2 separate regions of the Homo sapiens genome follow, and region 2 is linked to region 1. A link is a loop called in an ENCODE intact Hi-C map of the cell type or tissue named here. Cell type or tissue: Caco-2. All regions are shown on one strand. Each heading gives the region's core, and the rest is flanking DNA. Links, peaks and the distances in the headings are about the cores only.

Region 1 (16,663 bases), core at 5,747-13,746:
ATAAAGAAACTCTCACTTCTGTTACTGTAAGGCAGAAAAAGCTAAGGATCAGGCTCAGGACTTAATTAGAAGAGTAGCAAAGCTTCAGAGAAGATATGTTGAAATTCTACTCCCAGCAAGTCTGTGTGTCAAAGTCTGGGCCAGCACAGGGAAAGCATGGGGTCTTGAGAGTGGAGTTTGATGAAATGATGTACTTTCATCAATTCTACCTCTGCTAGTGGAAATTGGATCAATTGCCAAGATGAGTCAGAACATAACCTGGCTAGGAAAGTGCGGGGTGTACTATGGAAGGAAAAGCTCTGTACCTGGAAGAAGCTATGGGACTTAGCTGACATATACCAGTAGGAGTTGGGACCTGATGAATTGGGCAGGATTTTGAGCATGCTGTATAAGGAGAGTAGAATGTGAAGTTGAGTAAGAGATAGTTTTTTCAACACGGGAACAGCCTCCTATGATACAAGATTCAACACCCTGACAATGACCTGGGAGATACTGTCAACACTCTGTAACGACAGCTCTTACAAGTTTGGGAAAAATAATGGCCCACACTAAGTAAAGTGTAAGTGTCAGAACTGCTGAAACAACTAGTGGAAAAAGATGAGGTCCAAGGCTTAAAGTGGGCATGCTATGTAGATGTATTAGGTAAGGACAGAAAACACACCAGCTGGAGCTTTCCAGAGGAAACTCCAGGTATGACGGATTTTGGGATGGTAAGTCCTATCACATTACCATTTAACTCACCTGTTTTGCTCATTAAGCTCACAGATGATTCTGTTAAATAACAGTGCATTATTGTAAGCTTAATAAAATAAGTGACTTCAGATGCAGCTGATGTTCCAAGTTTCTTCACTAGAATAATCAACAGAACCCTGCACCTGATAAGCACTTATCAAGTTAGCAAGACTTCCCCGCAATTTATTTTAACCTGAGCTTGCCGGAGCAGTTTTCTTTTATTTGACAGAGACTGTGCATCTTCATCGTTTTACATCAGGGCTACATCAAATAGTCTGAGTCCATGTCATATTTCAGTCCACAGAGACATTGATCACCTCTCCATAACACGAGGCATCTTCCTAGGACATTATTGACATTCATGGTAAGCCAGAGAGTAACAAACATCCTAGACCCCTTGGTAAGACATTTACATAGCAGAGGGTGAAATATAATCACATAAAAATTCAGATACCTGCCACTGAAATGAAGTTTCAGGATAGTCCAGTGGCCAAGGCATGAAAAGATAGTCTCTCCAAAGTGAAACATGAGTTCTTATACCTTAGACTCCTTATTATTCGAAAGGGACACAGCATGTGGGAGCAATATATCCCACATTTGGGTGCATTGCTCCAATTCACTTAATGAGAAGTACATAAAACTATAAAGTTTTAGAGTCCTGGTAGAGACTGAACTCATAACTAATGGATTGTAAGTATCTATGTGGCCTGAAATACTCTTCATGAACTGCGTATTTCTGATTCAGCAAATCATAGAATTGGATCAAGCCATCATTAAATGAAAGGAGTATATAGGAAATTGGGCTTAGACAGGTCTTGAAGGCATGAAAAAGTTATACAAGTAGATGGCTCAGCCACCCAGTGCAACCATTTGTTTGGCATTACCACCCCTGCCTCAGTCAATGTTTGTGACACATTTACTAAGGAAGAAAATATTTATGTCTGTTTTATAGGTGATTGTACCAGAAATAGACAGAAGTGGACTGTCATGGTATTATAGTCCTATTCAAGAGTGGCTCCCAAGCAGAGAAGGGAAACGAAATCCTTTCAGTGGGCAAATGTTCATCTATGTATCTTTCTGGTTTTCCTTTTTGCTGGAAGATAATATAAGCACACATATGAACATACACTGCTTTATGGGTTGTGGCTATGAATAGGTCAAGATAGTCAGAGGCCAGATAGCCCCTGAATCTTGGAAATCAGTATATGAATAAACCTCTCACAAGTGGTTCATGGGAATGTCACAAAAGTAAACTCACTGCAAAGGAGGCTCTTAATAACCAGGTGGATAGGATAGCCCATTCTATTCAGATTATTTAGCTTCCTCCCCCTACTATTCTGGTGCCTGATCAATGACTTATCAACAAAGACATCATGGTGGCAAGAGTGGAGATTATGCTGGGTTCAACAACCTGGGCTTTCACCAATCCTGGCCTGGCTATCATCACTGTGAATTTAAGTCTGTCAACAGTGGAGAGAAATACTGAGCCGCTAATAAGAAACTATAAGCTGTTAGAACCAACCAGCAACCTGGTTCCATTATGGAGGGGGAAGCAACTCATCCTCACTGGAATAGATAATTGGGTTGTATCCAGTTTATGTACTTCCTCAGATTTTCTTGGCCCCACCCGTCCCACTTGTTTGCTCAATGGAATGCTCCCGTCTCGTCATCACTACCATTGTCTCATCTCAACTCCTGCATGCTTTCCACCCTTCCTTGAATGAGGGCAAAGGGGAAGCCTACTTTTCCCGCCATATTCAAACTAAATTGAAGCAACCTGCTTTGGAGCATGATATCTGGCTCCCCAGTGACTGCCCAGAGGCGCTAAGTAGTACAACTTGGAAGTGTGGGGGAGTTAATGCCTCAAATGGTGAATTTTGACCAGTAAGAGATAGGGAAACAGAAAGAAGCCACAGCATAATGAGTGCATATTTGTTTGCATAATATTGGTGGGAGCATGTTGTTGATGCTATTTGTTGTTGTTTTTCTAAACAGGTATGCAAATATACATCTTGAGTATACATAGAAGGGTGTACATCTATGTTGAGTAGTCAAAAGGAAGGCTTGCTTTGGCTATGGTGGTTTGGCAGTCAATATTGATTTTAATCACCTGTGTTGCCTTCCTGTATATTGAAAACTAGAAATATTTTTTTTTACAGGTGCATTTCCAAGTCTTCCTTGCCATGGTGTTTTGCTATATAATTTCAGTTCCACTGAAAAGATTCAAAAGATGAAAGTATGGAGAAAGTTATTTTTCTGATTCTTTGACTTTCTGTTGGCAAGGACCATTTGGACACATTGAGATTTTTATGCACTGCTACAGTTTCTAGCCACTAATTTTCATGAATATTAAGAGCCAGCTGCAATTTGTGGCAGTGGTTTTCTCCCTGTATCACAGCTGTAGCAGTGTCCTTAGCATTTGGCATATAGGAGAAACTCAAAAAGTGCTTAATGAATTGAACTGGATTTCATAGAACTTGTACAGAAAAACAAAACCAAATTTATGCTATAGTCCATAAGTGCCAGGGTGGACATCATTTGCAGCCAATAACTGTATTCATTACATTTTGAGCCTCCCTTATTGGTGTATTTTGTTGTTTGTTTTTAACTACATATGTATACTGAGAAAGAGAGTAAAACAGGGGCTGTGTGCTCCCTCACAATTCAGAAGGGGCTTTCCTCCTCTCCTGCAAGGAATACAAGTTCTCCACTGTTCGGGATATGTCGGTTAAGGGGCTGGGCAGAGTCTTTTGGTACAAACCATGGTAGATGGTTGATGAGTAGGCAGGGGGCTGAATGCTGGCAGTTGGTGCTCCTGACAGGGCATCAAATCTGTGCTGCTTCAGCACACAAACCACTCCCTAACACTGATGGGGATCCAGAGTTCTGTTCACACGGCAGCCCCCTGTTCTCTCTCCTCTCACTCAGTGCATCATTTTTCTAGTCCTGGAGAGCAGTAAATTCCCTCTGCAAGCATGCATCTGAATCTATGTACCTCCTGTTAGACTGGAAGGCTGTTGAAGAATTGAATATCTTAGCTTTCCTTCATAGGCTCTGCATGGGTGACTTGTATCTGCCCGTAAAAACTTGGGGGAGGAAGCCCTTAAGAGGTGAATGAACAAAATCGGTATTTGGTAGAAAAGACACAAACTAATAATTCAAAATAATATTCTACCACAATGTGAATTGCTGTATTGTTTGTTCTTTGTGAGTTGGCAGAAAATAATTTGAGAACTGCCAAAATATATAACATCACTTAACTAGACCCATTAGGAAATATTTCAGTCAAAGCTGGTCTGAAGTATTGGTGTGTTTTAAAATCTGTGGGCCTTCACAGGTTCCACTAAAACAGGTTACACTCATTTCCACTTAACCATTTATTTAGAATGCTAGGGACAAGTTGAGTTGTGTTCTTGGAAATTTATCTTATGATCCCAATTTCTTTCCATATTTGCTAAGGCTAACTCATATTAAATCACCCAATAAAACCTGAATAAGCATCAATAATATTTTCTCCTTACACAATTTGCTTTCTATTGAAGGCTACGTGAAGAGGAGAAGCTCAATTATCTTAAGATAAAAATATTAGATTAGGTGGAAGTCTGCATATTTGCCGGCCATCTGGTTCAGTCACAAACTCCCCAGGAATCCTGAACATATTTGCAACCAAAAAGAATTTGAACTTGAATGACTTTTAAACTGGGACATAAAATGTGGTAACCCAAACTATGCACAGACACTTACAAAGGACCAATTAATAGATTTATTTTGAGCCTTATGCTCTGTGATATTTTTTCTTCAGAGATAACTAAAAGGATGCAAATATTTGTTAATAATTGAATTAAAACTCTCCCACCTCTAAAATGTATTATAAATTTATCCAAAGAGTCTTCTGCTCCAAGGTTAGCCAGAAAGAAGCAAAAACAAAATCAAAAACAAGAATTGCATTGTGTGTAATCTTTCTCATTTGCCAGTTTGCAGGGAAACAGTAGTTAATTTCCTCATGCAAAGGAAACTCCTATAAAGGAAACTTGAGGTGTTTTATGATTAGTCTGGAGATGACAAATAACAAACCTAATTTTTGCTTGTGGAATTATTTTCACAATTACATCAGACACACCTCTTCAGCTATCAAGCTGCAACTTGATGGAAAGTCTACAGTGAGTAGTGTAAATGAGAGCACATGTTGCTGGAACTATGAAGGAAATAGAGAACTATGTACAATATTTCATCTCAAGAAACTTGTGATGTTTCTTTCAGAGGCATTTGAACAAGAACAACTCCATCTTGAATAGGAGCTGGAGAAAATAAGGCCAAGACCTACTGGGCTGCATTCCCAGATGGTTAGGCATTCCTAGTCGCAGGATGAGATAGGAGGGAGGCACAAGATACAGGCCATAAAGACTTGTATCCTTGCTGATAAAACAGGTTGGAACAAAGAAGCTGGCCAAAACCTACCAGAACCAAGATGGCAAAGAGACTGATCTCTGGTGGTCCTCAGGGCTAGACTCCCACCGGCGCCATGACAACACACAAATGCCATGGCAACATCAGGAAGTTACCCTAAATGGTCTAAAAAGGGGAGGCATGAATAATTCATCCCTTGTTTAGCATATAATCAAGAAATAACCATAAAAATGGGCAACCAGCAGCCCTCAGTGCTGCTCTGCCATGCCTATGGAGTAGCCATTCTTTTATTCCTTTACTCGCTTTCACTTTACTTTATGGATTCATCTTGAATTCTTTCTTGTGAGAGATCCAAAAACCTTCTTTTGGGGTCTGGATAAGGATCCCTTTCCAGTAACATTTCTATGTCAGAGATGTCATGTATCAAAATGCAAGTCACCAAGTCCTATGCCAGAACACAGCTCACCTTCAGTTTATAGTAGGATGTCTGGCAAACACCAATTTTAGATCTTGTTAAAACCATTGGTAAGAACCTTCCCCCACCTCATTAATTACCTAAACTGCATTTACCTTCACTAAGGAACTGCAGACTATACCAACACAGGCCACATGCTGTGTTATAGGATTAGCATTTAAAGATAATTCAAACTTTTCAAGTATGTAATTGACAGTGAATAATTTTGAGATATTGACTCTAATTTTGAATCCTAGAGGGAGGATCTTAATGAAAAAAAGCTTCACTTGCTACAAGAGGATTTGCTAAGCTAGGAAGAAAATATTTTCAGTTCAAATGTTACTGGTCTTGTATATTAAAAAACTTTAATCTAGCCAATACAGAAAATTTCCAAAGGAGTATGTGTAACTTGAAATTTACATTATATTTTGTTCTGCAACTCAATGAATGTTTGTGAACTTTTACCGTGCCTCAAATTTTGACTGTCGAGCAGGAACTATTTAAGCTGGTCACCTTATTGAAGAAGAAATACCTTGCTTTGTGCGGAGCATGATATACTTATTATAAGCTTCCAGGCTTGGGCAAAATCGCTATGTGATATACTGTGTACAAAATTGCTATCTGATGTACTGTGATTGCAAAGGTAATCACAAGTAATGAAGGTGATAATGATGAAGAAGATGATGATGATGATAATAATTCATGATTGCTGATGAAAATAGCATTATCAGACACTTACTATGTGCCAAGCACTCTTAGAAGCACTTACACACACTAATGAGTTTAATCAGCAAATAATATTAACCAATGAGGTAAATGCTGAGATGAGCTAGTTTCTCTCCGAATCTCTGGCACTGGTAAAAGAACTGCTAATAAATAAGAAATTAGGGTTAGCTAAAATACCTAGGCACTTCCTGGAGAAGCTCAACCTTGATGGAGCCCACAGTGGGTGGTTGGTTTAGGAAGGAGTATGCCCATCTGGCTCTGGTGACATTAAGGCCGGAGCTTGGTTGTGGCCACCTCATAGCGGATGTAATAAAGCTCCACTGGGGTGCATCATAGCTTCTTTAGTCCCCTTCTATTTCATCATTCACTTTATAATAAAAAAACTCAGGCAGTTCTCCAGAAAAGTGCTATTTTGTATCTTGGGGATGTAGGGAAATGTGTGTCCTATGTTTTGAGTTGTCACAATGATTGGAATTCGGTTATCACTGGCAATGAGCTACTGGAGGAGTGAGGGATGTTAAAGTGTCTTGAAAGCTAAGGCAGTCTCAGATGGTAAAGAATCATTTTGTCCAAAATGTCCACGGCTCTCCTTTGAGAAAGTGTTGATGATTCAGGTCCTAATCAAGTGATATCTAGGCTGGCTTTTACAGTGGTAGAACTGGAATAGAAAATGATATGGTAGGGAAAGGCCGGGCGCGGTGGCTCACGCCTGCAATCCCAGCACTTTGGGAGGCCGAGGAGGGCGGATCACGAGGTCAGGAGATCGAGACCATCCTGGCTAACATAGTGAAACCCGTCTCTACTAAAAATACAAAAAATTAACTGGGCGCGGTGGCGGGCGCCTGTAGTCCCAGCTACTCGGGAGCCTGAGGCAGGAGAATGGTGTGAACCCGGGAGGCGGAGCTTGCAGTGAGCCGAGAGAGCGCCACTGCCGTCCCGCCTGGGCGAAAGAGGGAGACTCAAAAAAAAAAAAAAAAGAAAGAGAGAAAGAAAGAAAGAAAGAAAGAAAGAAAGAAAGAAAGAAAGAAAGAAAGAAAGAAAGAAAGAAAGAAAGAAAGAAAGAAAGAAAGAAAGAAAGAAAGAAAGTTAGTTATATGGGATATGGTAGGGAAGAAATTATAGAGTCAAATCTGGAATATTTCCCCCCAAGTTTTTAAAAAATTGTTAGGCTGCAATGAGAATGTTCTAGTATTGCAGTACATTTATTTGTTAAATAATTGTTGTAGAATACATCTTTGTAATGGACACTTTAGAAGTAGGAGGGAAATATATTTGATGGATATATTGAATGAATTTCCTTCCAGGCATATTATTATTATTATCATTATCATTATTATTATTATTATTTTGAGACAGATTCTCACTCTATCACCCAGGCTGGAGTGCAGTGGCGCAATATCGGCTCACTGCAGCCTCCACCTCCTGGGTTCAAGCGTTTCTCATGCCTCAGCCTCCTGAGTAGCTGGGATTATAGGTGCACACCACCATACCCAGCTAATATTTTGTATTTTTAGTAGAGATGGGGTTTTGCCATGTTGCCTAGGCTTGTCTTGAACTCCTGAGCTCAGGCAACCTGCCCACCTCGGCCTCCCGAAGTGCTAGAATTACAGGTGTGAGCCACCGTGCCCGGCCTTCAGGCATATTAATTGATTGTGCATAGTAGAGATCATACAGACAATGCGTATTTTATTTATTTATCTATTTATTTACTTATTTATTATACTTTAAGTTCTGGGATACATGTGCAGAACGTGCAGGTTTGTTACATAGGTATACACGTGTCATGGTGGTTTACTGCACCCATCAACCCATCATCTACATTAGGTATTTCTCCTAATGCTGTCCCTCCCCTAGCCACCCACCCCGCAACAGGCCCCAGTGTGTGATGTTCCCCTCCCTGTGTCCATGTGTTCTCATTGTTCAACTCCCACATATGAGTGAGAACATAGGGTGTTTGGTTTTCTTTTCTTGTGTTAGTTTGCTGAGAATGATGGTTTCCAGCGTCATCCAAGTCCCTGCAAAGGACATGAACTCATCCTTTTTTATGCTTCATAGTATTCCATGGGACAACACATATTTTAAAACTGCTATTTTGATTATTTGCATTAGAATGGAGTCCTTCAGAGCCTCAAATCAATAGTGTATATTTATAAATTCTGGACTTCTTTAAGGCTTCTGTATGTAAAGCACCATTAAATATTTACCTCTCTTTAAATATTTAAAGGAATAAGCTTTAATTATATTTCCAGTGTTCTATTTATCTTTGCGTTATTCCAAACAAAATGGGAGGGAATTTATTTATACTACATGTCAAAACTGTCTTGTGAAGTAATGCTTTAGCTAATATTACAGAAAATGATAAGCCAAAGTATGATTCTTTGGTATGCTAAGTACTTTGAACTAAAGGAGATTAGAAGGCCTCAGAAACAGCCTCAGAAGCAAAGTCTCTCTCTGACCTCCTGCCCTCCTGTCTCCTGTCCCTCTTTCTCACTTGAAGTGAGTAATAGAAATTGGAATTCGTCTTCCTCTTCCCTAAAGCAAACCATAAAACCTCAAAAGGTCACTCTGTGCCTTCTCCCTCAACAATCTCATTCCAGCGGGGTCCTGCCCCATACCCAGGAGGAAGGAAAGCTTCACAGCCAGAAGAATCTGCACAGACAGGCCTTGAGGGTTTCCAGCCTCGATCTGTTACCATTAGATCATACCCTCTGTCCAATCACATTTCTATACAGTTATCCGTTTTTTATCAAACCTAAGCATATGATAAGTTTCCCTTGGGTCTTTGGATCTTTATTTCTGGAAGCTCCCATGTCACATAAAATTTTGATGAAATAAATGTATTATGCTATTCCCTTGTTAAATTGCCTTTTGTTATAGGAGTGTCAGCCATGATCCTTATGATGGATAAGGAAAGCTATTACACCTTTCTGCCTTTACATTAATATGATGTAGGCATTTCCGTAAACCAGCTGTCATAGAGATAGCTTTTCTCCAAGGACTTTCTACAGCATTAGGCTGCAGTCTCTAGGCACTGTTCGGCTGCTTACCTGCCCAAGAGTTTTCAAGTTTCCAGAGCACATCCTGAACAGTGCTCTCCTGCCAAAACATCAAAACCCTGATGTCTGAAATTTCTTCTCTGACCCTTAGAATGAAGTCAGCTCTCAGTGAATTTGTCATACTTCATCAGTTTTCTATATTTTGGTGACAACTGTTATTATATTTTTAGTGCACCTCTTTAATTAATATTTATCCTTTTTAATTTGGTAAGATACTTGCTTATTACCCTTTTCTTTAGAATTAGTCTTCCCAGTGGAAAAGATACAAAATAGGACTTTATTTCTTCCGCATAGAAGTGTGCTTGTCCGAAGCCTCTGCGTCTTTAGCTACGTGTCTTTTCTTTGTGTACTCTAAAACTAGAGTAGGAAGAAGGTAGGCCCTAGTCTCCCGGCACCAATGCCGGGCCTTAACCTGTGCCTCTGTGCTCTCTAGGAGAGCCACAGAATTCAGGAATCTAGGTCATGGCTGAAGGAGTTATTAGGCTATACCTCCTAGTGAGATCATCCAACATTTAAAGAAGTTTATTATTGAATTTTACTGTTCATATATTTCACCTGTATCAGGGTGAGTTATAGCAGACTCCAATAGCCATACCATATCCACAGGTCAGTTTAATTAAACACTTGCTAAATTAATTAATCAATCCTGGAAAATATGAAATGTATGAAACTATGTCTTTAAGAAAACTATAAGTGATATTCCTAAAACTTTGGGTATGATGATCTAATTTTGATTAAAAACTATGATTTATTCACATATATAATGGTAAATATGATATTTTAAAACAAAATTTGTGTCGTTTTGTCCCTTGAATATTTGGATTATGAATTATAATAAATTTTCATTTTCTTTTTGTGCTTATCTGATTTTTTCAATATTTTTTCTATAAATATGTATTCAGTTATAAGAAAATACAAATTTTCAAACTACATTGACAGCACTATGCTAGCCGCCCTTGCAGTGAGGTTGAAGAATTATTAAAATAACATTATGTAGTCTATGCTTTTAGAAACTTATAATTTGGTTTATTGACCAAGGACATATGCAAACAAAAATTTAAGTAATTATATATTAAAGATTTAAATAGTAAAAAAACCCAACATATTTTGAGGTAGTATGTAATGATAAGTGATAATGAATTTTCTATCTTTAAATAATCTTATTTAATTATTAGAAAATAAACCTTATAATGTATTTTGATCCTCTTTGTTAGGGTGAGAAAACTGAGGACTGTTTTTTGATCTGACTTGTAAATCTATATATAGATTACAACATAATAACAGCTAATATTTATAGGGTGCTTATTATGTGCCAGGAACAGTTCCATGGTTTTCCATGAGGTTAAGTATGGTACAGTGGTTAAGAGGGCAATTCCTTGAAACCTCTGCTTGACTTAAGTCTTCACTTTGCTATTAAGAGAAGCCATGTGAGCTTGGGCAAGTCATTTATCCTGATTGGGCCTTAATTTCTTCATTTTGAAAACTAAGGCAATAATATGTCTTACAGGGTATCAAGTGGATTAAATAAATGGTATACATAAAATACTTAGCACAAATGTGGTATTGTGTTAGCTATTACCACAATATATTAACTCATTCAAATTTTATAATGGTATCAGGCAAGCATTAATGATATCATTAATATTAATATGTCTACTTTTAGATGGAGAAATCAAGACCAAGAAATGTTAAATGATTTACCCGGAGACAGTAGGTGGCAGGGCTAGATTTGAACTATGGTACTATCACGCTAGTGTCTATGCTTGGAACCACTCTATTGAACTGTGTCTTCCAATGATAAACAGTCCAATATCTTTAACATTATGAATAAGTTGCTGCTAAGTAATAAGTAATGCATGTCTTCATGATGCCATAAAATAAATATGCTTTTGAAAAACAATAGTGATTTTCTATGTAACATATAGTATTAGAGTTTTAAGAAGTAAACAGTTGTCTCTGGTATTTGGTAAACTAATTTAATCAAATCATATATCCTTACTGAGGACAAGGGTAGAATTCTCTCTCCTCTCTCCTCCTTCTACCCTCTCTCTCTGTCTTCCTCTCCATTCCACACTCCCACCCAATCTTCTACCTAGCTAGCATTGTGTTGCTTTTGTTTTTTGTCTGAGGGTCAGTGTTGGTAATGGAAACCTCACAGTGAATTCAAGTCTTTTTCTCTGAGATATAATTGAAATCTCAGAAGCCATTGACTTCAATGTGGAGTTCAAATTCTTATCCCAAAATATTTTACATGATTATTGTCATAGCCTTTACATTTCAGTACTTTAGATGGGAAAGGGTTTGATAGTATAAATGGTTTAAAGTAGTTTTTATTGAAGAAGTAACAATAATAGGGTAGGCACATAATTTATTAGATACATATTTGCTAATGTAATCGGAACTATCACTAGAAAAGAAAGCAAATCAAAGCAATTAAATATTTATGCTTGAAGAATATTCTAAGTTCAATAAAATTTAAACCAATTATAGAGTTTTTAAATTGTTTAAATTGTGAGTCATAAATATCAACCTAATTATATATCTGTGGAATAGCTTTGTTTTTTGTCCCTAAAATAGTTAAATCCAGTGGTTCTCACCCCTGACTGCACGTTAGAGTCACGTTAGAATAGGGCGTGGGGGTTAAAAATCCTGATGTCCACGTTACACACTTGACTATAATCTGTGGGGGAGGGACTCAGACCACATTTTTCTGCAGATTCCGAAGTGATTCCAATATGCTGACTACAATTGCTTTAACAGATTACTGAATGTTCATGTACACTGAACTGAAAGTTTGGCTCTTCAAAGGCATTCTATTAGAATAGCAGAATTTGCTTCTCAGCCACTTGAAGTTTGGCTCTCATCACAGGAACAAGCATCTTCCCATAGAGAAAGGATGTTCAATTTGGCAGAACTCTGAGCACAGGAAGAACCATGAAGGACATTATTTATCTTTTCCCTGGGCTTGCGGCAATCATTACACATGAACATGTTTATTTATTACAATAATAAATGGTTTTGTTTTTAGATTCACATGCAAGAATCTCAGCATCTTCAAAGAAGGACCTTTCATAGTCTCTAAAGTCTCAAACTCACTTGTTTTTTATCTTTCTTTGCTCTCTGCATATATATGAATTTTGGCAGGCAGAATTTTCATTGATTAAAATCAAAGAAACATTTTTTTCAAATAATGTTTTAAAAATCCCAGATATTTCCAACAGATGAAAAGCTGGCAATTGGGCCCCTTGCTTTGAAAGAAAAATATAAAGATACAATATTCTTAGAAGTCTATTTCTATCCAAGAATCTTACATTTGTTGTTAAAGCCAATAGCTTCATTGTCAGGTAATAGAAAATCAGAGCTTTCTCTCCTCCCTGGGGGTACTCTCCTGAATAAATGGAGCTCAGGCTGCTGTCTGACACCAACTAAATTAAAGAGCCATCTTTTAATAGCTGAGGCATGAAGCTATTATCTTCCTGAATATACCACCTACTGAGAAGCAAAGACTACGGAACCATCTTAAGACATGCCTCTAAATAATCCTAAATGGAGGGCCCAAGAAGTAGAGATAGGAAAGGAAATATCTTCTTACACTTCCAGTGTCAGTTTCTTCTTAGTTCATTTTCTCCCTCATATTCTCCAATAGTCTTGGCTTTTATACTCCTCTTATACATCTACCATCATAGACAGGGTCCATTCTGCACAAGAATAGTCTTATTATAATATTAAGCTCTGTCACTCTGTAGGAAAGTAAGGACATCACATCTTAATAGTTTACTTGTTTTATTTTAACATTATGAAACTCTGTAAGATCCTTCAATATTAGTATCAAGCAAGTTTTGTATATGACCAGGCCACAATATACAAAAATTGCTGGCAAGGTGAAGATATCGTCCATCTATGTAAGAACTGAAACACTAAAAGTAAATGATTTAATTTCATATTATCCTTGGACTTTTTTCTTCTCCAAGGCAATTAATGTATTGCAAGTAAGTATGGGAAAAATTTTAAGGTACATTTTTATTTGAATATCAATGACAAACTCATTTAGGTGTGTTTCTGTTCAAGTCATTGCACCAGCAATAGATCCTTGCATTCAAGAATTCATTTCTGTATATCAGAAAAATCCAGAAACTATTTTTTATGTTGAAAATCCAGAGTAGGGGTGGAAATATTGCAAAATATATTCCTTGCTATTGGGAGTGTAAAGTGCTAAAGAGAAGAACTTAAGTATGAAAAGAAAAACCTTTTTTTAATTCAGCACTCATGATTAAGTTATAAAGCATTTAAAATGTGTTAATCTAATCAACAACACAATAGATTTCTGGGATTGCTGAACTGGTGGGCAAAATTAATTATGCTTTGAGTCATATACAAAGAGAAAAAAGTCAATATATTTTGGGATAATACTATAGTTGATTTAGCGACACCATATAAATGCTCTTTTTTTTTTTTTGACTTTGCAAGAGTACTAGGAAATGAAAATTGTACGTATTTACAATTTGAAGTCAAATGTATCAGAACAAGAATGAATTAAATGCCTTTCTTGGAAATAATGTATTGACAGAGTTTGACACAAAGAAAAATAGCTAAGATTCTACAACTCAGAAGAATTAAAAGATACTGCAGTAACACAAAATTGACTTTTAATGTACCAGTTCATTGTATCTTACAGAAAATCAAAACATTTTTTTTTTGGTAATACAGATTGATTCTTCTCCTCAAAGTTATACTTGATATCTATTAAATGCCTTTAAATATTGGTTTTCTTTTAATCAGGTGGCTTAATAACTTTTGTATTTTTCATCTCTTTCGTTGTACATCCATTGCCGCTCTGGCAGTAGTGAGCTACGATACAGTTAACTTCTTAACAAAACGATGTCAGTTATCCGTTGATATTTCTTAATGCATCCTATGCTAAAAACTGATAAGTGATTCCCTTTTAATCCTCCCCTCCTTAGTGGTCAGCTACTCCATGAGACCACCATATTCTTTGGAGTACTAAAATCAAGAAACCCAGAATGGCTGCCAGCAACCAAATTGTAATCTCCTTTGAGTCTACTTCTAATTGCCAAAATAAAAAGTGACTATATTGTTGCATAAAATAACACTTTGACAGGTACCAGCCCCCTTTCCATGAGAGAAAGTTTAAATTTACAAACGCCATATTTGGCTAAAAATTACTGTGACACAATATGACAGCACTCACTTAAAGATGGCTTCCAGTGTTAATGTGACCAACTTATTTTCGTTCTTATGTTGTCTTTTTATTTGAATTGCTTCTTTTTGTTTGGGTTTTCCAATGTAGATGTCTCAGTGAAATGTGCAGATATACTTTGTTCCTTATATGGTCACCAGTGTTAATTATGGACAAATACATTAAAACAAGGGTTCCTGGCCCAGCCTCCCATCTAATCTCTTTGATACTCTTGGAATCTAAGTCTGAGGAGCGATTTCTGAATTAGCCAGTGTTGTACCAACTTTCTGTTAGGAATTGTATTAGAATAACCTTTCTTTTTCAGACCTGCTCAGTGAGACATCTTGGGGAATGAAGTAGGAAAATAGACATTTGGTGGAAAAACAGCAAAATGAGAACATTAAAAAGACTCATTCAAGTATGAGTATAAAGGGCATGGAAATTCTGGTCCTTTGAGCAAAATGAGAAGAAAAAATTCTGCTCAGCAGTATTCACTGTGTTAAGATTTTTTGTTTTTTACACGAATGGAAAAATGATGTGTAAGTGGTATAGATTTTAATCAGCTAACAGTCACTCCAGAGATTTTGATCAGCACCAATTCCTATAGTAGTAAGTATTTAAAAGTTAAGAAATACTACTACATTTAACATTATAAAGTAGAGTTCTGGACATAACTGAAAATTAGATGTTTGCTTCAATAGAAATTTGTTCCCACTTGTATTTTCAACAAAATTATCGGAACATACATAATAATAGTTCAAGTATGGACTTCTTTCAATGAGCTAGCCCCCATATTTGAGGTGTTAAAGTTGTTATTTGGGAGATAGTCCCCTCTTTAAATAATATATCATCTCATCCTAGACCATTTAGGTATCTTCCTTAATTTAGAAGTGCAAGTTCTATTTATACCACCAGTGTTTGAGTTTAAACTTTACAAACTCTTTGGATTTATAGTTTTGTACAGTTTGCATATCCAACCTAACTTAAAAATGTGCATACATAACATTGTCATCTTTTAATATTAAAGCATCTGAAAATTTTCAGATATGTTTTTGATGAAAGAAAGGACCTACTTTTATTACAATATTTTGTCTGAATAATATATGATTATAGTTATGGTTTCATGGACTTCCAATTGTTCTATACCTTCCACACACAGAACTCTATAGAGTAAATTTATTAGAATTATTACAGAGCTTTAAATGCAACCACAATCCATTCAGGAAACAGATTTATTTACTCATGTTCATGGGAGGAAAATCTACATAAAAACATTCATGAAAGCATACCGGCTATGTCATACTTGGATTATTATAGTAAATCCCATTTATTAGAACTCATTGTGAAACAATGGGAAACCATGAAATGTAATTTGAATACAAATATTGGTCCCTGTGGGGTCTCAGCAGTCATAAAAATATAGGAAAACAGAGCTTTATTTAAGAAGATTGGAGCTGCTAATGTGGAAAATTGTGTTTGGAAGCTGGACTTAACCTTTTATTTAAAGCCCTGAAGATTTTAGTGTAAACTCTTTGATGACAGCTTCAGCATTTAATTTAAGCCTAATGATGACCAGCAAGGAAAGTGACATCATTAACCACATTTTCTGTTTGGGATAAGGTTTAGAACTACACTGTTGACTTTTCCCCCCAAACACAGGCACTGGTTGGGTTCTCTCGTGTATATACAAATAGGAATAATAAGAATTTTGAAAGTTGCATCTTTGTTTCTGCATTAGGGATTCCTTTTATAATGTAATTGATTTTCATATAATGTAAATATGAAATATTAAATCAGTTTAAAGTTATTTTTATAGGACAATAACATTTCATAGGCTAACAGAAAATCAAGCTGCTAAATTTTACAATTTTTCTGTCCAGCAGTTTATCTATATAACTGCCCTGAGTAGATGCTAAATGCTGCTTAGCAAATGGCCCTTAGAATTTAAATACAACTCGGTAAAGCTACTCAAAAGATAAAACAATTCCTCTTAGACATGTGTAATTTTAATTATAAGAAGGTAGAAGTCTTTTTCATTGGTTAAATATTATCTGCTTATTTATGTGTCATGCTTCATATAAATGGGATTAT
Region 2 (16,663 bases), core at 5,667-13,666, 51 kb after region 1:
GTGGCCTTTTGGAATTTGGAATATAATTGAGATAACTGTAAACACAAATATGAAACAACAGACAAACAGTACCAGAGTTGTGATGTGCTCTCTGCTTGTTTACAGGAATCAGAGAAGGGGCGCTGTGGAGGAGAGAGTATAAAGAAGGTGTATAATTTAACAATCAAACACAGGAGACATTCTAGATGAGGAGTCAAGATGAGCAAAGGTGGAGAGTTTGCTAAATTAATGTTCACGTTAGTGTGGTCATGTATAGTGTAATTTATAGGGAGCTGTATATGATACACACACTAGGTTAGAGTTGTTTATCCTACCACTGCAACCATCTTGAATTTCATTCGTCTTAAAAATATATGACACATCTATCTATGTATCTCCTTTAGTTCCATACCATAGTATTTAAAATTATACTACTAAGGGTTCATTCCAATGTGTTAAAGTACTGACTATCCAACAACCTAATTTAAAATTGTAAACGTCTTGAGTGCTTGTGAGGGAGTATGGGGAATAAACAATGATAAAAACACCTTTCATGGAATGTCTACTGTTCGCCAGCACTATAAGCAGCATTTTGTCTGCAATGGCTCATGGATTCCTTAGAACAATAATGTGAGACAAATATTTCCATTTCTTGGGATACAGACAGTAATCTTGCTGGAAGGTACACATCTAGTAAGTGGCAAAGTCTGTATTTGCCTTCAAGCAAATTTAATTTGTTATGTCTTTTGTTGCCTTTTTAAATTCAAGCTCTTTAACTTACAACTATGATCTTAAGACTTTGACTTGTGTTATATATGAATATAAACATTTTTCCCAAGACTTACATATTGAGAAGGCAGTCAGGTGGTATTTTTCTTAACATGATTTGCCCTGCCTCATTAATTATATCACTCTGGTACCATGAACAAAGTCTTGGTGGTTCACATGTGTGCACACATACACAGAGATATGCACACATACACAGAGATACGCACACATATACAGAGATACGCACACATACACAGAGATACGCACACATACACAGAGATACGCACACACAGAAAGATAGATACATACCATCTTTGAAAAATTCAAGTATATTGGACATCTGCAGTAACTTGTGATTAGAGGCCTCTATCAGTGAATACTTTAGAGTACCCTGTGCTGGATTCAATACAATCCAGGGAGGTGAGAATGGAAATTATCTTTGTTACTCTGGTAAGCACAACAACCATCTCACCAGTAGACATGAAACTAGAAAAGTATACTTTAGGGTCACAGTCTTCAGGTGTCTGAGCAATAAGCTATATAAAACAAGGTGCTGCACACCAGACTGAGGTCATTGAGGTCAAGGGCTGTGCCACGGGTCTAAGTGCTGGTCCCAGTAGAAAAGGACACCTCAGACATAGTAGGTGGTCATGTGAGTAAATAAATCTGAGTCCTGCTTGTTTGCATTTTGTAATCATGCCTCCTCTTAATGTCTAGGTATGTTAGGTAAAAATTTGCAGTTTTTGATATGAGCTAAAATTTAGACAATCGGGGAGACTTTTCCACAACCAGCTATTATCAACTCCTGAATTAGTGCTCTCAGTTCACCTGCAATTCACACATTGAAGGTCTCTTTTCACAGCCTTACAAATCTTAATGCTCGATCAGCCAGCTTCAAGATGAATCCAAACTGAAATGTCTATGTTCATAGTCAAAGACAGATAATAGGAATGTAATTTTACAGTCCTGCTTTGTTGATAATTGAAGCATGATTTGGAAGCAATATACCTTATCCAATGTGAAAGAGTAATAGTTTGATAGAAATGCAGATATACTAATATCAACAGTCTAATACCAAGATGGTCAACTGCTATTTCTTAAGTGTCTACTACATTATCATTATCATATTAGGTAATGGGGAGATCAAACCAAGTGAAAGGCATGTGTGCTACTTCATGTGCCTTGAGAGCTAACACTACATATTTCCTGAACTGCCATTTCTCAGAACAACTCAATTGAGGTAAGTATGTTGTTAGACACATTTTACAGCTCTAGAAGTGGAGTCTTAGGGTGGTGAGGTACCCAGCATGTACAACAAGGAGCTGGTAGTCTGGGCAGTGTTACCCCAGAGACGCATTCCCAACTACCATTACCATTGTCGTGGGTCCCCTGACGAGTGCTGTCGGCTCTCTCTTAGCCAGTCTTGCACCTCCTTTAATGCTTCATGCAAGCTGGAATTTTCCTTGTCATATTGCATAGTTCTGTGAAAGTTCAAGCTACCAAGTCAGCTAAAAAGCTTTTCTGATGCCATGGACTGGATGTCCAGCCAAGACCTTTTCATTGTGGTGAGCTTTCAGTCTGGACATGGGCAGCCTATTGTTCCCTTAGCCTGGGTCTGATCCTTTGGCAACCTGACAAACTGAGAAAAATCATAGACCAGAAGGAAGAAAAGTGAGCTCTATTCCAGGTCTCACAACCAGTACAACAGGTCTCAATTTCTTCACCTACAAAATAGAAATAATGACAATGTCTCCCTGGTTTGAAAGTATTCTTGAACAAGTATACAAATCACAAACACTAAGGTATTGTTATTAAATTGGGAAGGACTGCCTCAAACTTGATTGATCGTTATGGATAAATGTAAGAAAAATAGTGAATCAAGGACATCTCCATCTCAGAGACAGATAAATCCTCCCATAAAACTGCTATTTGGAATGAGTTCAGGAGTCACTTCCCAGCAGCAGCAGCACTTGGAAACTGTTAGAGAATGGAAATTCTTGGGCCCCTGATACACTGAATCAGAAACTCTGGGGGATGGGGCCCAGCCATCAGTATTTAGCAGTCTCCTTCCCCCTCAGTGATCCTGATGCATGCTCAAATTTGAGACCCACTGGGCTAAGTTTTTAAGATTACTGGGCGTTCTTCTTCTGGGTGTGGGTTTGAGCTTCTGAGACTTCCCAATTCTTGGAAATAACACCATGCTTATGTTCATTTTTCCTCTCTACTTTTCCTCATTTTCCTTTTTATCTATAGTTTGGGTGTGTGTGTGTGTGTGTGTGTGTGTGTGTTTTAATTAAAAATGTTACTTTAAAACACTGGAAATGAATGCATATAACATATTAGTTATTTTCTAAAAATAATAGGCAGATGGGTATTTTCCTTTTATTTTACAAACTCTTTATATTGTTGCTACATTTATAAGAATTAAGGCGAAAAATATATAATCAGAAAGATTCTCATCCACAAATGGTTAACAATTTAAACAATATATTTTGTCATTATAAAAGATGATTTGCCGTGGTTTATTTTCTGTAAGGTTACGATAGTTGTCATTTTACTGACGGTCTAGGAAATATCTAACACTGGCTGTGGACTTTGGATGATTTCAGCAGGACTGGCAGTGCAGGTCCCTCAAAGCATCACTCTGGGTCCACTGCTCTTCTCTGAAGCCAATACGACTGCCCTTATGGGCTCAATTATCGATGGGTGGAAAGTGGGTAGAAATGCATTAGAAAACAGGAAGAAGATATGAGGGGATTGTAAGAGAGGTGAAATAAAGAGGAAGAAAAGGCCACTCAAAAATAAGAGGAAGGGCAGTAAAAAAGTAGCAAATGAATAATAAATGGTGAATATTTGGCATACTGCTTCTAAGTTTAAAGAAATAAAATGTCACCACAAAATGGATACTGAACTATAGTTCTCAGATCCAAGAATTTCTTAACATGGCTTCTCTAAGAACAATATTTGTTATGGAGTTTAATATCAAGTTTTTCTTGCAAAGATTTGGCAGGGTGTGGAGAAAAAGATCCAGTGGCAGAAACAGAAATGAGCAAGTCAGCCATAGACTTCCCAGTTTTTTATGGGAGCAATATATACCAACATATTTGAGTGATATAAGGACATATATTTCAGTTTAATATTTATTAGGCTTGCCAATGCCTGCAGTTACTGCTAAAGGAATCTCTAAGAATACCTTAGCCACTTACATACAAACTGCTTAGATTTAGAGCAAATCATTTAAAATGACTGCTTTTTGGAGTATCACTTAGCTGTAGATGTTTCTACAATTTACTTGTGGCTTCTTTTCTAATTAAAGATCTCAGAAATCTCAATCATGAATTTGTACCATGCGTATAAAACATGGGAGGCTGAACTTAGGATCCTCATGTCTCAGAACCTGCATTCTTAAATTTACGAAAAATTTATATTCCTTTTTCTCCTCGATGTTTTGAAATCAGTCTATTTCTATCCTGTTTTTCCCCTAACTTTTCTATTCTCTTTCTAACCTTTCTCTGTTTTACTTTCTTGCTTTTGTTTATCCATTCATCACCTCCAAATCTTTCTGACCCGCTCTTACATAATTTATTCTTTTCTCTTTTCCCTATATTTCATATTTATTACATTATATGATATTTGACGTGGTCATAGGATTACTTATCATCGAACCAGGCACAGAGTAAGCAGGATAACTACTTACAACTATACTAGGAAAACAGTAACATGTAAATTGGAGCTATCCTGGATAGATGGGGAAATATGGCAATGGGTACAATGGAGGAAAGGTAGAATTTAGTTTCATTTCTTTATCTACCACTTTTTAGCTGTGTGACCCATGAAGAAGTGATTCAACTGCTTTAGGGTCAAGTATTTTTTATCTGTCAATTAAAAGAGTTGACGTCAAATGTCCAAGCTCCATGTTAGTTGTTATTATTATGATTTAATGTTTTCTTACTGGAGATATCAGATCGTCTCTTCTACTTATGTTGCATTTTAGGACTGTCCTCATCAGCAGATAAATTCATGGATTTTTAAAGGGATAATATCAATAATGCTTGTTTAAGTAGCAATTCAATTTACTTACTGTTTTTGGCTGTTGCTCTTTGCTAGCTCTCTCTCTCAGACAATATTGACAGGGTTTGAGACAAACTCAGCAACCTTTCACCTAATCGAAGTGCATTTGCTCAGGCTGCTCACTGGCCCCTTAGAACCTGCTTTAGGTAATGCTTGAGATGGGGGTTAGACTTCTCCAAAACCAGCTTTTTAAGTGGATTCTGCAATAGTTTTGTTTATTTGTTGATTTTCTAAAACACATATAAAAGGCCTATCTGAGCAAAAGCACATGTCATATTTTGTGTTTATAATGTTCATGTCCACAGCCTTTAATCAAATATTTAGGGTATATGGGGAAAGCAGTACATATATATACTAATAAATGCAGGGACCACATATTTCTTGCCTCTGAGTAACTAAAAGTCTGGAATACCTATAGATAGTATTTAGCATGTTTCTGTAGGTATTCTCACTATCTACTAAAAAATTTTTCAGTTACATGAGATTTCATATAGGTTTTTATGGGCATGTGTTCCATAATTAATAGTCTGTTTCCGGACCAGATAGTTGAGGAAGTCAATAAATAAATATTAAGCAATAAATTTTGATGATGATGGTGACATTAAAAGGAAATAAACGTCTTATCTTCCCCTGTGTTTATCTTTGGAAAACTGATCCTATTTTTTATGCCCTAAAATCATAATTTTACCCTAGAACACTAAAAACTAGACAACCAATATGAATATTATGTTGTGATGCTATTAAAAATGCAGCCTTCATAGGCTGAAGAAGAAAACATCTATATTCTATCATTATACACAAAGATCATCAAAAATAAAATCACCTCATGAACAATTATTAAAAGATAATTAAATCTGTCAGAATATAAATAAGCAGTACTGCCACTTCTCAGGCTAACTCATAATTTCTTTGTGGTTTAATATGCTAAATGCTGCCATGATATATTGGCTTTATAAGAAATACTCTTTAATGGGTATGCTTGTTAGACATACTCATATAGGAAAGACATTTTATAAATTCACTCATTCTTGATTCTGTGATCAAAAATCTGAGTAACATCAATAACAAAGCATTGTATTAAATAATATAAAATTAGACCTTTAAAATATTTTCTTAATGTATAAAATCGAATGACTCATTATTATGATCAGTAATAGTAAATGAATTTTGAATCTTGACAAGGAATTTGGCACTAAATTAAGAACTCTACAAATGTATACATGACTTATTCCCTAGTGAATTGGAATTTAAATAGAAGGAACCTAAACGGAGGCATTTTAAAGCCATCAGAAGGCCCCTTGTAACCAATTATGTATAATTTTGTCTGAAACATTCTAAAGGAATGTTCTGGGAATTATCAACAGCTTAGATTGCTATCTCATTGTTTCTTATCAAGCACAAATAAAAAATGGACACAAACAAATAAAACAACTCTCATTTAAAATTACTTTTTTACATCATTTTATTTTAATTAATTAATTAATGAATTTTTTTTTTGAGACAAGGTCTGTCTGTCACAAAGGCTGGAGTGCAGTGGTGAGATCACGTCTCACTGCACCCTCAACCTCCTGGGCTCAAGTGATTCTTCCACCTCGGCTCGCCAAGTAGCTGGGACCACAGCCACCTGCCACCAAACCAGGATAATTTTTTGACTTTTTGTAGAGAGGAGGTCTCCCTATTTGCCCACGCTATACATCATTTGAAATATATAGAATAACTCTCCTCTTCATATTATAATGTACAAACAAAATTAAGAATTTTTAGGAAATTCAGAATTGGTCAGGCGTGGTGGAGGAAATTTAGAATTTAGAATTTTTAGGACTGCTTTTAAATGTAGGTTATATAAAAATGAGTTTAGACTCTTGTGCTCATATGCACACAACTAAATGAATACAAACCTCCTAGTTACAGGTTTTATAATTTGAAACAAGAGTTTTTAAAATAAGATTTCTAGCACTAGGGTTTATATGGGTAGGAAATCGATCATTACGTCAGTTTCAACTAAATGCATTTGAAATTGTTTTTAATTGAGCCAGCAAAACAATATTTTAAGATTCCATTTCATTAAAATTTTAAATCTCTTTAAAAGTTCAAAATTTCAACAGCTGTCAGTTAAACATTTCATTAACGTTGGATCTAAAAATACAACCGCAAAACATCTACATGACAGCTTTGGTGCCATCACAAATATGTAAAAAGTTTTCTACATATTGCAAAAACACTAAGCTCACCACTGCATCCCATGTGTCATTCTAAAGTAGTTAATGAACAACAAGAATCAGGCAACTCACACATATTTTAAAAAGTCACCAGACTCTGAGAAGGCATAGGAAGATTTTTAAATATGTGTCAATTCTGATTTTGTACTACATACAATGAAAAGTTTTATGATCATCGATTTACTGTGGTACCTAGTTATACTAAGTCATAATAAAAATAAAAATAATATATTAATGGTTTTTAGCAGCAGAAACTTCTGTTCTCTCCAATGCACTTCATGCAGTCAATCCTCATCTCCGTTGGCTGAGTCTTTTCAGGTATCTTCCAAGATCCTTACGAAAGTTTACTATTTGTCCCCATCCTACGTCAAAACATGACCTCATCAGAATTCAGTTCATTGGTATATAAGTAACAAAGTGTGTTCCAGCCAAAAGGGCTGTGTCTACACAGCTCAAAAAAGGGAAAATACAATATCTTCCAATTAATTTAGCAAATATTGACCTCTAAGCTCATTAAATTGAGTTTCCAAATTGGTTTTGTGATGCAGGATATAGCCCAATAATTCATCCTAATAGGTTTTTAAATTATAATGATCTTTGAAGGTGTTTTTTAAGCTTTTAAAACTAAATAATTCTCATTTACAACTTCTTTGGCTCAGGAATTTGTTCATCCTGAAAACACATAAAATCATTTAATCAACTTTCTTTATAGGCATGGAATCTTAGCTAGAAACTACTGCTGTAGACTTCAAAAATATCTACATAATTTGTAGCTTTCTTTTATGAAGAACAAAAGATTTTAAAACTTTTATATAAGTATCAAAGCTTTCCATTGACTCAGAATGAAATAAATATACATGAGTAAAATACATAACAATATGGGCACTATTGTCCTAAGAATGAGGGAAGCTGGGTATAAAAAGTCTCAGGTTTTACATTGTTCTAAATACTACAAAATTACCAGCTCCACGTCTCTCTCACAGATCCTCCCTTTCAACCTGGTCTCCAAATTCCCATCATTACAGTTACCAGTATAAAGTTCCCCAAGGTTGTTTCCATTTCAAATGTGATCATGTTTTTGTGAAGTATTATGGTAGTGAGGGCAGTGTAGAGGTGGCAGAGTTCCTGGGTGAGTACTAACAAAGTTAAGAGGAAACGAGCAGCTACGAAAAACTAAGCTTCTCTCTTCCATAATTTTCACAGAAAGCAATGGTAGTGCCATGAGCAATTACATAAAAGACTGGAATTCTCATCAGTGTTGGGCAAATGACAGTTGAGGATAATGTGCCTACAGCTGAGGATAATGTGACCTTTGAATAATCTCTTATACCTCGTTAACTTTAGCAGGTACACAGATACATTTAGATCTGGATGATGAAGTGTAATCCTAAAAATACAGAACCTGGAAAGCAAGGGAAGTGGTGACATTGTGCACTTCTTCAAAAAGGAACTGCTATCTAAAAATTGTAGAAAAACCTCACATACACAGCTGCCAGTCATCACTCTCAGAGGTTAGTAATAACTGCACACCTCAAAGTAAGTCTTAGTGAGCACAGTACTGCAAATACTGAGAGAATACTGACCATATAAATGTCATGGGAAATAGAATGTAGATCTGAGATGGACTTCTAACAGTGTACATTCTCAGTAGGCAATTGTTTAAAAAACAGGGCCCCTACTGCTGAGAAGCAAACAGAAAAGAACAAGAGCAAAACAAAGAGGGAGAAGCAGACTGCGGGGAGGAGGAGGGGGCAGAAGGAGGAGGAAGATAGCAACTGAAAAGAGGCCAAGGAGTAGTGTTCTTTAGTGGTAATGAACATCTGCGAAGAGACCAGCAGCATGGCCCCTGAGAATGGGAGCAATGACTTGAAGGATAAGCATTACAATAGGGAAAAACAACACCAGATAGGCTAAGTGAACAATCTGAGCATATCCAAAGAGAGAAATTCCAGCCTTACATATCTCAGGGGCACCTAAATTATGTACTGTGCCAAATGAAGCTGTCATTCAAACAATTATCCATTGAGAATCCACCTTACACCAGGCAAGTAGAAATAAGGCTCAGCTTCAGATCCCAAAGCAGGTACCCTCAAGATAGGCTGGGAAGCAATATAAAAGAACAGGGTGGCAAGTGCATATAGGCATACTCAGGATACTATTGGAAAAAGAAGAGGGGCACTCCAGCATGCAGTCGGAATGGTGCCCACTAAAACTGTGCAGAGTGGCAGGCTTGGCAGGCACCTAACCCAGCCTGGCTGGCAGGATATAGAAACGGTTTCAGAAAGGTGATCGTTCAGCTGGGCTGAAAGACAAACAGGAGATAGAGAAGAGGGGAAAGGATATTGCTGCTTAATCATATGAACTGTGAGGGAGCTTGGCCTGCTTGTGTGACTACATGGAGCTCGTGTAGTTGGAGAGTGGGGTGATCATAGTAGAGTGGCTGGAGGTGAGATTGGACAGGGAGTCAGGGGCAAGACAAAAAGGCCTTGAACATAAAATTAATGAGAACTTTTCCTAGTGCAATCAGGCATTCCAACCAGTGCCACATCACTGCAGGTTACTTACTTTATCTTTACATACCTCATAAGAAGATATAACTGTGTACAAAGTACACAGTACAAAGAGGGATCTTCTCAATCTGACATGCATACTCTGTTTACTAGGGAAGATGCATGTAGAACACACTTTTAAAGACTTCCAATTTTTTATAGAGATAAAATATAAAGATTTCAAAATACAATGGGTTAGCCTTTAGCTATTGGATTCTCACTCATTCTTTAGTAAGGGCAGATTAACATAGCTATTGTTATAAATTCAGTGATCAGTGTAATCATTTCTACATTTAATATTAATACATTTTCATAATTGGTTATATCAAAAGATTGTCAAGCCACATACTTTAAAATGGTACTGGAAAAATGGCATGGGATTTGATAGCAGAATCCAGCTCATTGTCTGCATGTGTAACTACTAGAATGCAAGCTCCAGGAGGGTAGAAACTATGTTTACTACTATGTCCTCTGACACACTGTAGAAGCTCAGGGATGCTATGTATGCCTCTGTGGCTTTGCACTGCACACTGCAGGATAAATGGAAGCCTCCAGAATTGCACAGTATACAACCTGCACAACCGTATGCTGCAGACTTCTAGATATTGTTCAGTACACAACCTGTAAAACTATATGCTGCAAACTTCTAGATATTAGACATCACACACACACACACAACTCATTGAATAAATCATCACATTTCATACAACTGTAAAAAAATCATTTGATTCTCAAACTATTAATGAAGCATCTAAAACATTTTGACCCCGTGCTAATGTTACAAAAGTGTAAACTTCCTGAGGACAAGGACCATATTTTATTAGTCTTTATACTCCTGGATTTATTGGTCCTTCTAATCTTGAGTTTTCGTGAGTGTTCAATGAATGAATAAGGAGATTGGCGTTTCTGTAGTTCTAAACATAGCTGTATATGAGAGTGAACTAGAGGTAACTGGAGTTGTCTGAAGTAGTTACTAAGGGAACTCAGTTACTCCATTATTGGAGTTGATTGGTGTGACCTTTTCTCTCTTGTCGGTGCCTCAATCTGAACTTGTCAAGGGCAAATCTTCCAAATATGTGCTGCTTATTTGAAGAGAATAACGTACTCTGATAGAAAAGGACCATTTTTGGCCAAGAGCATATGACTATCTATACTTTCTTGCAAGTATTTCCACACAAGTTCTCGAAGTCCATTTGTAGGAGAACATAAAGCATATGTGCTTTTGATTTTCACCGTCATTTCCTGCTAAATTTCTCTACCCTGGCACACTGGAGATTATTTGAAATTGTACTATCACCAATGACGGAGCCAAAACAACAATTAGAGATATAAAATGTAGCCAAAAAAAAAAAAAAAAAAAAAAGAAATGTCAAGACTTGAGGTCAAATTACCGATCTCATTTCTTCCTACTTGCTAATTTAAAATTTGCCTAAGAATTGTGCCCGTTGATCCACTCCTGGCATAATTAACCTACCTGTCTTAAAAGGAGAAAATTATGACAGGTAAAACAACGAAACAGCTGTTGCTAGAGGTGAAAAGGTAGAAGAGGGAACAAGACCAGCCTGTCAAATAGAATCAGTTCTAGTGAGGCTTTCTGAATTCTGCTTGTCCTTTCTTGCCAGGCTTATGGAAACTTCCTTTGGTTTGGCTGAGAGACAAAGTTAGTGAAATCCACATATGTTCATTCTTATCTTAGTTGGCAATAGTGATAGCAACAATAAAGTAAGAAGGATCAATGTCGCTAAACTTCAGATAGTATGTTTTAGTGATGAATTAATTCAGAGACAGCCATGCCACCTTTTCATTCTGCTAATGCTGACTAAAATTGTAATACATCAAATTCAACACAAACACACACACATATCTCATCCCCTTCACTGTATAGCCCCCAGCACCTGCCGCCCACCTGCCGTTTTGGAGGCAGCAAGTGAATTTAGAAAAGTTCTCTAAATCTGCACTGCTGGGCCAATGGGTGGGAGTAGACAGTACAGCAGGTGGGGTGCAAAGTGACAGAAAACAAAAGAAGGTCACTTAAATTTCAGGGAGTTCAAGAGCAGGATAAGGTTTATTTCCTCTACATCTGGAAGGGTGTGTTGTTTCTCCATTCCTGAATTTCAAGGAAAGAATTTTTATTCTGTAAAAATGCCATTGCTAAAAATAAACAACAATAACAGAAGTTAATAGGTGGAACTGGCTGTTTGGAAGTGAAGGTGACAGGTATTTTGGAATATAAAACAAAAGGAAATGCACTCAAAAATTACGAAATATGTAAAACAAAACTGATATAAGGAAGAGCAAGTGGTATTTATAAAGCAAACCTCTCCTCAAAATCCACAGGAAATCAGGAAAAGAAAATGATTCATTTAATTTCAGTGCTGGTGTAGTCAAAATCAATTTTTAAAAACTGCAAAAAATGGCAAATTTTCTCTCAGTATATAGTGAATGGCCTAAGGAAACATCTGCCGTTCCTCTCATGGAGGAGAATACAGTAGTCTTCAGTTACGAACCTCTTGACCACAATTTGCATTTTCTAGTGATAGTTTAGGAAGGTCTTTTCAAAATAAGCCTCTCAGCAAGAGCATAAATTTCTGTTCAGGCATATGCATAAACAATATAAATAGCTACTTGCTGGCATCATGTTCAAAACATTCATTCAACAATGTTTTAGGAGCAAGTACATAAAATGGAATCTGTGTCCCTGAATATCTCTCACCATTATAGCATCTAAACAAGGAATGACCTCTTTAAATCTGAATCTCAGCATTTGGTGTCACACTAATGTGATGAGATACTCAACTTTGCTAATTAAAATGCAACTGACTTGACGAGAGTAATGTCCACATTGTATTATTAATCCTTGTATCTCCAGCACATATGCTGAAAAAATTTCTTCATAACTGTTTTGCAAGTTATATCTGTTAATTGTAACATTTTAACATATCCTATTCCTTCATTTACATATTGGGGGGAAAATGAGAGTATCAGAAGGATGGAATATCCCATTGTTTTTGCTCTTTGGTGTTAGCATATTTAAATTCTGGAAATGCATTTATATAGAACATTCTGAGTTATTGTTCTTGTACTGAAACATCAAAAGGCTGTTTTGACTCTCTTGGTTTTCTTAAGATATAAGCATTGGATAGACAAGAATTTCTATGACACAAAATAGGCCATGTGGGATGAGGTAAATTTGCTTTCATATCTGCCCATTCCTTCCTTTGTCTCAACCTTTTTGTCTTTTCTCTTTTTAGAACACTCTGGTATCCAGGACATTCTAGCTATGCATGCATCTACACTTTCAGGATTTCTGGTCAGACCCAAGTGTTAGCTCCTTCCTGATCCTCTCCCATTGAAACCATCATTTTCTTTGCCTTTAGTCTTCTGATACTCTCTTGCTTCTCCACTAATGCCTTTGACTTAAAGGTTTATTTTCTATAGTGTACATTTTAGGCATGGGAGAACTATTTTGTCCAAGGAGTCATCCCAGTGATCACTGACACACCATCCACTTTGGCTGCCTCTCATGAGGCACCAGGCTCCACATATCCCGATGTAGCAGCAGAGCTCCTGCCATTCTCTATTTAGTTCTCTTCACATGTTAAACTTTTCAATACCCACAATAGATCTGGCATGAGCTGACTGGCACAGTCCCCACTTTAAGAAGTCCTCATTCTCAGTCGTAAAATGAAGTTGCTTCAAAACACTAGCGTAATTGCCAAATCAAATTCTTTCCAATAATTAAATGCACATGAAAAGCAAATGGATGTTGACCTCTTTTGTGGGCATTCACGATTTTGGAAAATTTCCTGTGCTAGTATTTGCCAAATGCAGCTTTTGATTCTTTTTTTTTTTTTTTTTTTTTTTTTTTTTCACTTTGGAGAATGAGTATTTGAGGAAAGCTTATTTAAATGGAAGACATTAATACAGACTGAAGAGAGAAGAGACAATAACTCTAGAAAATGATGCATTCAGGGAAACGGTGGACAGAAAACGAACTCTTCTATCACCCTCTGCTATGTACAGTGAGAAAGAGCTACTAAAAATTCCTCTAATAAAGCCATAAACAAAGAAAACTAAACTGAAGACCATGTCAATATGCATTTGTCAACAATGCCCATTTGGTCCATATTTGATGAGGCTGAGCAGAACCTTGGGAACTTAAATTCAATGCTCCGTATTGAGGCTTAAGTACAATTCTTAGTACATGCATTGTATTTGCACAGGCAAAATTCCATTTAGAATGAACTTGCCTGGAGGATTTGCAAAGCCTACAATAGGTGCATAGTCTACCTTATTTAAATTTACTCAGTCCATTGACCAATCAATCCCAAGTATTAGGCTCCTGTTTGTAGGAAATTTCCATTTTTCATGATAAAATTATTTTGGCTATTCTTCCTATTTGGAAGGGTAGGGTGAGGAGCGTTAGGGATCGGTGGATTTAGCTAAGACCAAAGTTGAATATGCTGAGCACCTAAATAATGACTGTTCTCCTTGCCAAACTGCTACATACACATAGCTCGTGTATTAATGAAAATCAGAGTTATGAACATTTGCATAATGAAGATTACTAATATTACTGGCTTGTCCTATGTTTCCCTGGAAATATAGGCAGCTACATAAATGAACATTTTCATTAATAAAAGGCCTTATAACTGAACTACAACTTTTTTTTCACTCCCCAGACAAGAAGAATACAAGGGAAAAAGGAGTCTCTGGAAGGGAATTAGAGTGCCCACAAAACCAACTTCAATAACTTCACTATTTTGCCTGGGGCAGGCTGCAGTGGAATGATAATATCAAGGGCACATATGGGGTGATTTTAGACTTGACAGTGAAATCAAATGTGCAGAATAGGCTAAATAATGGCCAATTTTCTCAGAAAGGGAGAGATTTTTTTATTTACTACATACCCCCAGTTATTTAAAATTTATTATACAGTGATTTTACTATAGAAGTTTGTGTGTGTGTGCATGCACCTATAAAAGTAAACAAATCAGATAGTTTACACACACATGCCCCAAATTAATGGCTAATTCTAAACCCAAATATATAAACTTAAAATTTTTTCATTGGATTTATATAGAATTTTTCCTTCTGAAGGGTCAGAGATAGGAAATTTTATATGAACAAACAAAATATCTCATTGCTATTCATTCTTTCTTAGCTTCAAAGCTAAAGAGCTAATGTTATTTTACATTTACAGTATTATTAGTGCACTGCTTTCTTCAAAGAGCTATTTTCTGGAAGACCACCCAGAAGTTTCAACTAATTGAGGAGGCAATCTTCAGTTTACTTAAATAGGAAGGCTACGTGGGACACATTCCTGGCATCAGTACTCCTCTGTCATATCTGTTTGTGCTGGATATAATGCAAAGGACAATGTTAAATTCTGAAAATACCCTAGACTGTTTCCCCCCATCAAACAACCAAAGCAAAAAATAGTTAATTTCTGATACCTTTTTCAGAAAGATTGTTTTATAATCTGGGCTTTGAAAATTCCAGGAAAAATGAGCCACCCAAGGCGATCATAAAAGCCAAAGTTACAGATGTAGAAACAGGTTTTTTAGTAGTGTGATGTATTTCTGAGATTGTTGAAAGTGTAAGATGTTATTTGAAGTGGCACAGAATTAGCTGTTTGGTCACGGGAGAAACATCTGTAAATGGGAACTAAAAGGTTTTATGAACAATTCTTTGAGAAATATGTTGGAATCTAGAATAAGTAAGATTGGGGTAATTTATATGTGGAGATATGTTAATTCTATTTTCACAGATTTCATTGTAACATGCTATGGTTTATTAAATGGGTTTTATATATTTAAAGAGTCACATATTTTTCTTTTCAGATAAGGCCTTTCCATTTTTATCTGCTAATTTATGAATTTGCGCACCCCTGATTTTCTCTTCCTTAGGGAAAAAAATATCTGACATAATTTCAATATTGTTAAAGACATTGAAAACTATTTATATGGTGATTATATATTCAGGCATATTATTATGATCAATTACCAAATCTAGTCCTTTAATACTATCCTGAGTATTTTATTAAAATAAGTCGCATATTTTTATTAGTTTTATATGAATGCATGTGTTATTTTAGAGAAACTAGAAAAATGAAGAAAAGCAAAACTATGAAAATAAAACCACCTAGGACTTCTGTTTCTGATCAAGATGAAGTAAGATGAGCAGTATTTACTCTTCTGTCTCAAACAACTAAAAAGATAATGGACAAAATACAGAAAAAACCAGACACTCAAGATATTGGACATCAGGCAAAGAACAGTAACTTCTGATTATTAGAAAACAAATGAGGTGAGTCATATAATTTATTGCCGAAAGAAAGTTTTCATACAGTACAGGAAGAAGGAACCTACCTAGAGCCTGTTCAAAAACTTGAGCTGAGGCGTTGAGAGCCAAGAGTTCTGAAAATTGACGGTTCCTAGAGGTTGCAAGGCAGAATAATAGAAATGAGAGGAAAGGAGAGAGTGACACAGAGTTAACTTAGGATGTTTAGAGTTTTCTCCTAGAATATTCAGTTAAGGACTGACCAGTGCATATGTGTGAGAAATCTATCCAAGTCTAAGGAAAAAATGATCCTAAAGGATTAGTCTTCACCCAGCACTGGAATAGCACCTGTTTCCAACAGGCAGTCTAAAAAGCCTCATAATTCTTGGAGAAGGTTTAAAATCTTAAGATGAATCTTTACTCGCTAGTGGAGGGAAAAGTAATACTAAACTTAAGACAGCTCTAGGACCACCTAACAAAATTTAAAAGAGTGACCTGAAAGAATCAAACTGTTTCTAAGTACCTTAACCATATCTCTGAACAACGTATAGTAATATTTGTAGGAATAAGTAGTATCCAGCCTTAATTAAACAAGGTAAAATTTAAAACATACGGAATCCAACAGAAAGCTACTGGGCTTACAAAGAAGCAGGGCATACCAATAATAATAGTAATAATAATAATAAAGAGAAAACTTAGTCAATGGGCAGACCCAGAAATTATAAAAATGATAGTAGATACGGATGATAGAAACAGTAGATAAGAACATTAAAATGCTATTATATCTATATTTCA

The links. Peaks named below come from ENCODE experiments on the same cell type or tissue, not always from the same donor. Only the 100,000 strongest peaks of a DNase experiment are listed, where the experiment ranks them.
Region 2: it touches region 1 in a loop (4-fold over the local background); 2 of 110 quality-filtered maps call a loop at or near these places.

What each region holds. Positions count from the first base shown.
Region 1 is chr5:83,624,199-83,640,861 of GRCh38, forward strand. It overlaps HAPLN1 (hyaluronan and proteoglycan link protein 1), which reads right to left. Exons shown (of 5, transcript NM_001884.4): 5 at 13,607-16,663. Among named protein-coding and RNA genes, the nearest start is that of VCAN-AS1, 70 kb to the left of the region's middle. In Caco-2, for the core only: no CTCF peak of the experiment used is centred there; a DNase peak (open chromatin) is centred at 8,873.
Region 2 is chr5:83,675,216-83,691,878 of GRCh38, forward strand. The region is part of intron 1 of HAPLN1 (hyaluronan and proteoglycan link protein 1); the gene reads right to left. It also overlaps the pseudogene RN7SKP295. Among named protein-coding and RNA genes, the nearest start is that of HAPLN1, 37 kb to the right of the region's middle. In Caco-2, for the core only: no CTCF peak of the experiment used is centred there; no DNase peak of the experiment used is centred there.